Regions from separate parts of the Mus musculus genome. Here region 2 is linked to region 1. The links are chromatin loops, found by intact Hi-C in ENCODE. Cell type or tissue: gastrocnemius. All regions are shown on one strand.

Region 1 (4,000 bases):
ACATTTACATACATGTGAACCTGCACACAAAGATGCAGGCATAATGCTATCACATGCTTGTGCACCCACGTGCATGTGCACATGTGCGAGTACACACACACACACACACACACACACACACACACACACATGAGTTTTTTGGAAAAGCAAAGTAGTTGATCTTTGAAGAGCATCAAGACAAAACCCCTTTCTGCATGTATCTGCTTAGCTTTCACACAGTGATTTAGGTGAGAAAGACATGCTGAGATTTTAAATAAATGTAAAACTTTTAATAAAATGAGCTAGGTTTTTTGGCTGTTCAGGCTTTCTTGTCAGCTACGGGAATATCAAATGATAAATTGGCCCCAGGAGGGTTTTCCTTTTCCTTGGAACCTAGGGATGCATTAACTCTAGGAATATATTAATGGTGGTAAAGGAGAAAGGCAGTGATTTGAAAGGCCAGTGTAGGAGTCGGAGCCCTGGAAAAGGCTGAGCCCTTGTTTTGCAGCAAGATGTCTGCGCAAGCAAGATCTTATGCAAATCAGATTTAATTTTCTGTTCATTTTGCTTCTAATGAATATGAAACAAGCCTGTTCTCTATGTGGCCAGTCCACATTCTCTGTTCATTTGTACCTTCCTGCCAGAACTTTTAAACACATTTTATCTCTTTGAACTAGAACAAATGGGCCATGGAGACAGCTCAGTGGGTAAAGGCACTTGCCATTGGAGGCTGGCCACCTGAGTTCAATCCCCGAAACCCACACGATGCCAGGAAAGAACTGACTTCCAAAGTTGCCCCCTGATCTATGGCAGGTGCTTCATGGCACCAGTGTACACGTATGAACACACACAGATAAATAAATTAAATTAAAATAGAAATAATGAAAATGTACTGCTGATTTCTAGGGAACAGAATGAGTTAAAGTAAAGGAGACTGACTTGGTGTCTCTGGGGAAATACGGATGATAACGAACGTTTTGTTCCTGAATCCACTTTATAGATGGATGACTCAGTGATCAATGTACTATTCTTCTCCAGTGATGCCAAGAACTGCAGCGTCCACTGGCACCTATTTCAAAAACTTTTGAAACTCTACTGATGAAACTTAAAGGCCTATTTTTATTTATGTGCATAACACACGAGGTCTGTATAGATAATATTTATTTATTTTACCAGCGGCTTCTTCAGATAGAGTACTATTAGGTACGTCAGCTGTCTTCAAACTCTCCCCTTGCCAGAGCCTTCAGATACAACTTCAGGCTTGTGCATCATCACTATGCCTGGCCAGGATGATAAATTCTGGGTGTACAATGATTTCCTCTGACTTTTGATGTTTGCCAATTTGTCAAGTTAAGACTAAGGTGGTATAAACCTTAGGAAGCACTGGAAGATTCAGCAAGATAAATCACATCTTCAGTAATGATTTTAAAGTTAATAAAATGTCTAATGAACAAAATATTAAAAGAAAGCAGAATTATGATTTCTGGTTTCTCGTCTTAATTTCCATATCAATGCCAGCATTAAGAATCCCTCCTGGTCCTGGTCCTGGTCCTGGTCCTGGGAGATTGTCAAGCCCTGGTACCTTCTTTTGAAACCCCATTTCTGCCCGGTGTGCCCCCACTTCCTGTAGGATGTCAGGGTTCTCACAGTTAGCAGAACCCTTAGGTGGTTTCCTCATCAGAAGGTTTGATTACGCTGTAAAAATCTGTAATGTGTGCTCTGTGTGCTAGAGTGGTTGTCAGAATTCTGAAATATTGGTAAGAGCTTTTATTATTATTATTATTTTATAATATTATTATTACTATTATTATTATTTGATCAGTAAGAAACGACAGCCACAACACAAAGCCTGCATATTTTCTCTGAGGCTCACGCAAGTAACACGAATTCTCAGCTACACAAAACCTTCAACCTCTAGTACCAGGTTAAAGACAGCTTAGCTGAGCCCTGTGCAAAGATAAAATAAGCTGGCGACCTCATTTCAGTTCCTGCTTGGCAGACATCCAGGGCACACTAACTGGCACCCAAGTGACAGTCCCGTGAAATGAAGTAAGGTGAGCCCAAGCTGGAAAGAAATTGGGCAGACACACCCCTCCGTATCTGCGTACTGAAGCTGGGCCCCAGAAACTCTCCTTTGCCCACACCCCTCCATATTTGCGTACTGAAGCCGGGCCCCAAAAATTCTCCCCTTTGCTTTACTGAGTCTTGGGTCACTGGACTGGTTCTGACAGTCTCCACATTTGTTTACACCGTGAGGCAGAACGCGCCTCGGATGGAAGAAACACTGAAAGAGTAGAGCACAACCCGAGCTTATGGAACATAAAACTGATGCTCTAATGAAGCTGAACACACAGCTGGTGCAGAGCACACACAAGTGTGGCGATTCTGCATTTTCAACCAATCTTGGGGAGTTGATTATAAGGTGGTATTTTTAAGTCTTTACTTATTTATTTACTTTTTTTAAAATAGGGATCATTAGTCTTTTATTTTAGACTTTAAAATTTTTACATATTTGACTGTTTCGCTTGTGTGCATGTTTCTGTACTGTATACATGCCTGGTACCCACAAAAGCGAGAAGAGACTATGGATCTCCTAGAACTGGACTAGACAGTTGTAAGCTGCCATGTGGTGCTGGTAATGGAACCTGCCTCTTATATATATGTATGTGTATGTGTGTGTGTGTGTGTGTGTGTGTGTGTGTGTGTATTTTATTTATTTACCTTTCAAATATTATCCCCTTCCCTGGTTTCCCCTCTGCAAACCTCCTATCCCATCCCCCTTCCCCCTGTTTCTATGAGGTTGCTCCCCCAACCCCCAATCGCTCCAACTTTCACTTCAACCCCCTGCCATTCCCCTACACTGGGGCATCAAGCCTTCACAGGACCAAAGGCCTCTCCTCCCATTGATGCCAGATAAGGCCATCCTCTGCTGCATATGTGGCTGTAGCCAAAAGTCCTTCCATGTGTACTCTTTGGTTGATGGTTTAGTCCCTGGGAGCTCTGGGGGGGTCTGAGACAATATCCAAAGATGGTATTTTTTTAAAGGGATGGCAGAAACAAGGGAGTAGGGGCAGACCAAGGACAAACTGTGGGGAAAGGAGGACATGGATGTTAATGTGACATATCTGTAAGCCTTAATTATACAACCTTAGTTACTCCCAACGATTGATACCAACAGGAGGACTTGAAGAAAATCTGTTCTATTTAAATGAAATAATCTGTATAAGGTCTTTAGCTTTCAATAGACCTACGTGACATAAAGCATTCAAATTGGCCCCTGAAACTCCTTTTTATCTATTGTTATTAAAATAATGTTAGATGCTTAGCCCCTTTCCTTAGTATCTGTTTATCTATCTATTATCTATCTATCTATCTATCTATCTATCTATCTATCTATCTATCTATCTATCATACGTGTGTGTGTGTATGTGTACATGTGTGTGTACATGTGTGTGTGTGTACATGTGTGTGTGTGCGTGTGCACCATGGTGCACTTGTGGAGGTCAGGGGATACGTTTCGAGGTCAGGGGATACGTTTCGGGAGTTACTTCCCTCCTTCCATTATGTGGACCCAGGGCCTAGAACTCAGATCTTGAGGCAGGAAGCTCTCTGCCTTTCTTTCTTGGTAATATTTTTCAGAAGTATGAGCATGTTTTCTGAGGATCAGGGCCCTGTCTACCTCCCTCAGAATTCCCCCACATTTCCCTAGTGGGAATAAAAAGCAAATTAGCTGCATTACAGACTGCTTTGAGCCTATTAAGTTAAAAAAAAAAAAGAAAGAAAGAAAAAAAACCCTCAAGGAACTAATTTTGGAAAGTCTTCATTCCCCTGAGGGTAATTTTCAATCTGGTTCCACAATTAAAGACAACAATTATTTATTTGTAATTTGATTTTTTTCCCTACCAACCTGCTTTTGAGTCTTGTGAGGCAAAAGATCACTCACCAACAAAATCCAGTTCCTTGCAAACTTTAATTCAGCAGACACTTAAGGATAATCTTAAATGTAAACATCTTAGCTTCC
Region 2 (4,000 bases), 55 kb after region 1:
TTTAATCATAAAATAACCACGAAAGCAAAATGACCATCATGACTACAGCTGAGCCCTACACTCAAGAAATGTCATACATATACAAATATGCCAAAATTCAAAACAACAACCACCAAAACCAAAAACCAAACTTCAGTCACAGTCCTAGGCATTTTGAAAAGGAACCTCCAATTCCTTGGATACCTCCTATGATGATAACCACAGTTACAATCTTCTGGCAACCATCCTTTCTTCTTACTTAGAAGACGTCGACTTTAAGATAAATAAGGCTGGAAATCAGGGATACAGTCCAGTTGCTGAAATGCTTTCTAGCATTCAAAAAGCCCTCAGTTTTAACCCCCAAACTCCATACACAGAAAATGATGTCACCTGGCTGTAATCTTGGCTCTCCAGAGGTGGAGGCAAGAAGACCTCAAATTCAAGGCTGCCCTATCGTACAAAGCATGTCTGAGGGTATCCTGAGCACTATGGAGCTCTTTCTCCAAAGAAAGGTCTTCTAAGTAGATATGGAAGAAATGTGTTCAGTCTGTGTCACCACAGTACAGCCTTGAGCCCCACCTCTTCCTAATTCACCTTCCAATCTCCTATATCCTCAAAATCTACCAAAGGAACCAGTCTTCTCTTACTCTCTGTCCGTGCATCCCTTTCCTGCCTGATTTAGGCCTATCTAAGGAGCCCAGGAGTGAGCCTCAGGAGAATTGCACAAGACCCCTATCCCGTGGGACTCTATACTCCCTTGAAGGAATCTGATGAGTGTAGTAGAAGCTAGGGACTAGAGTGCCAGAGCAAAGATACTACGTAGACTGTAAGCCACCTCCACACACCACATGGTCTTCAACTCAACTTAACAACGCACTGAGTCAGTCAGTGGAGAGAATGCGTCTAGGTTTACAGGCCCCATATGTATAACAGTCATGCCAGGCACAACAGAGAACCAGCGCGTGCATACTGACCGTGAATCTCTGTCTTCCCCTTGCTCACCTTACTTCCTGCTCAGGCAGTGAGCAGGTCACTTGACCTCTGAGAAGTTAGGGTTCCTCTTCAGGGATAAAACATTGCTGACTTCTCACTGATGTGTAGCTTGTTCCATGATACAAATCAAAAGAAGTGTCATTTAATAAGTGAAGGATGTAGTAGTAACTTTAAAGCCCTGATTTAAAAAAAAAAAAAAAAAACAACTCTAAAAGTACGAGCAGTGGAAGCAAAACCGCAGCATGCTAAGATTCATGATTTTAAAAGTTTTAGTTAAGGGAGTGTAATTGCATCAGAGTAAATGTATTTGAACAGGCTGTATACTTTGAGACCAGGGCCTTTAATATGTAAACTTTCTGGTTCTGTTTTCATGAAGTCAGCTTGTCACATAAGAATAAACACAGACACCACCCAAGGTCCTTCTCCTTGGCTCGGGCTGATTATGTCTCGTCCAGGGCGACCGCCTAACCTTTTACATGAAAGATGAGCAAGGGTACAAGTGGGCCAAACTTGGACATCCGAGCCCAGTGTCATTAGAGAGCTATGCATACTCCTGGCTTTCTATCACAGGGAGAAGAACGTCATTCCCCCTCATGCAGTTAAAGTCATTCTAAGCACTTAAAACAAAGGAGCCAAACTGTGCACTGTGGCAGGAGACACACAGCCAAGTCAAGGGTTCAAGACGAGAACAGCCATTATTGATCCTCTGTATGCCTCATCCTGCAGCTGTGACGTGGAAATGTGCTGTTCCAACTCACTTGGAAATCAGGCAGATGGTAGAGCCCTGCTATTCCTGTGAATCGGTTCACAGCATCTTAGATTCTGAAACCAAGAAGCCATGAACAGAGTGTTCAAGGCTTGAAGCACTTCCTATGAACGTGGAACCAGGTAACATTTTAGCTTGGGGCTTCCAAACATTTCTGCTAAACCAACAACAGGAGAAACAACCATTTTGATATTGTATGTTACTTGTTGATTGTTTTAAGTAACTTTCATACGAATTGAATTCTAATCAAACATCTTCACCTTATTCATTTTCGAAGTCCACCTCCATGTAAACTAATCCTGAAGAACATAAAGGTGTTTATGTTAATGGTCTTACTCTTTGCACCAGAATCCTACTTAAGTAGCACAGACAAACACATTCCACAGGGTGACAGCATATTTTATTAAAAATGTTTGTTCTTGGCTTCCTTTTTGCTCACCCCAAATTCCCTTAGGAATGACACTGTTCTTTCAATTCGAAGTGCAACATGTGAGGGGGTAGGGTGCTTTGTGGTTCTTTTCTAAGTGCTCCTCAGTTGGTACAGTGCCCTTTCCTAGTCAGCCGTCCTAATTTGCTTCTAATCCTACTTAGACAAAACCTGAATGCTATACTTTCCCTTTTCTGAAGTGTGACTTATGACTGAATATATGCTATATATTTATTTAGTTGCTACAAAACGGTACACCTCCTTCATACACTTTATAGTTTTGGTTTAAGTAGCTAGCATGCTGAAGTGGCTAAGGATTAAGAGCCATCTGTTTACCCAAGCACATGGTTTAGTTCCTGTCATTGGAACTTGGGATGTGTGCTATGTGCCCCACACACTTTCACAAGCTCACACAGTATCTGCGTTATCCAGCAGACACAACACTTGAAGTTGTACAATTTCGATGTCCTCATAAAAACAGCTTACACGCTGTTCAGTTAATGAGAAGCACATCAGAGGACAAGAGCTATTGGGTTTTCTTTTGGTTCTGAGATATTTAAAATCACACAAGCATGTGCTATCATGCACATTCACACAGGAGCACACGCGCCAGCACACACACACACACACCTCACACCCTACAACACACAGATGACCAAGTAGTTTTATGATGATAAGCAAATACATAGAAACCCCACACTACTTCTGTCTAGGAGACTCCACTTTAGAAAGTTTCAGTGCTCCGCATGTGTGTAAACAAAGAATACATCACATCATGAACTTAAAAAAATATTATTTCAGACTTTCACTAAATCAGTTTCACATACCTTTCAGTTAGCACTGAACCTGTACAAGGACAGCTATGACACTTGGTAGCAGTGATTAACAGAAGGATTCAAGGGGACAACACTGAATGACCACGTTGTGGGGAGGAAAAGCAGCTAGCTCCCTGTCGAATCTGTTGCCATGATCCGGACACATACTGTGGAGAGCAGAATGGCCTCTGATGGCAAACAAGGGCGTAAATAAAGCCACGCGCAATCCACGACCTGAATTTGTGGTGATATACGGACCCCCCCAATTATGAAGCACAATCAACAGCAATACCTGGCAATTTGCTTCCAAATTAAAGAAAAACCCCCGCTCTCACCTTGCACACACACTTCAGTGGTCAGTGACAGATGCAGGCTGGGAGAGACAGCAGCTGCTCTGCCCTGAGCGGCTTAGTGAACACTGGAGCCGGCTCAGGTCCCACTTCGTTTGCTCAATGCAGTTTCTCCCATGACTCCATCACCCAGGAATGGAAACCACGTCTCTCTCTCTCTCTCTCTCTCTCTCTCTCTCTCTCTCTCTCTCTCTCTCTGCTTCTGTGGAGTCCCCGGCTATTGAGCCAGGTAAAAAAATGCTGAGTTCTGCAAGGTTACTGCAAGGTGAACACAAGCAGAATGGGCGGGGGCAGGGGGAGGAGGGGCTGAGAAGTAAAGACCCTAAACTCCAGACACCTTGCCTTTGAAGGGAGTCTAAGTCCCATAAATCAGAGCTGGGACAATAGGAGGTCAGAGAACAGTGAAGCTGAGATTCTGAAATGGCATCGGGCCAATCAGCCAACTCAGGGGCATGCTTCAAGCAAGGAGCTCTCCCTCCCTCTCTCTGTCTTGCTCTGGCTATGTGTGTCTCTATCTGTCTCTGTCTCTCTGCCCCTCTCTCTCTCTCTCTCTCTCTCTCTCTCTCTCTCTCTCTCTCTCACACACACACACCACTGGCAGGCAGGCATCCGTGTAGTTACACTAATTAACTAGACACCTCTGTTTTTCAAGCTATATGGGCTTTGATGC

The links. Peaks named below come from ENCODE experiments on the same cell type or tissue, not always from the same donor. Only the 100,000 strongest peaks of a DNase experiment are listed, where the experiment ranks them.
Region 2: a loop joins it to region 1, with 10 times the contacts of the local background. A loop is called at or near these places in 5 of 42 quality-filtered maps.

The regions. Positions count from the first base shown.
Region 1 is chr5:102,823,757-102,827,756 of GRCm38, reverse strand. All of the region lies in intron 3 of Arhgap24 (Rho GTPase activating protein 24), which reads right to left. Among named protein-coding and RNA genes, the nearest start is that of Gm30396, 190 kb to the right of the region's middle. In gastrocnemius, no CTCF peak of the experiment used is centred here; a DNase peak (open chromatin) is centred at 1,993; H3K4me3 peaks cover 371 bases; H3K27ac peaks cover 1,017 bases.
Region 2 is chr5:102,768,277-102,772,276 of GRCm38, reverse strand. The region is part of intron 3 of Arhgap24 (Rho GTPase activating protein 24); the gene reads right to left. Among named protein-coding and RNA genes, the nearest start is that of Gm30396, 140 kb to the right of the region's middle. In gastrocnemius, no CTCF peak of the experiment used is centred here; DNase peaks (open chromatin) are centred at 3,292 and 3,720; H3K4me3 peaks cover 3,152 bases; H3K27ac peaks cover 3,643 bases.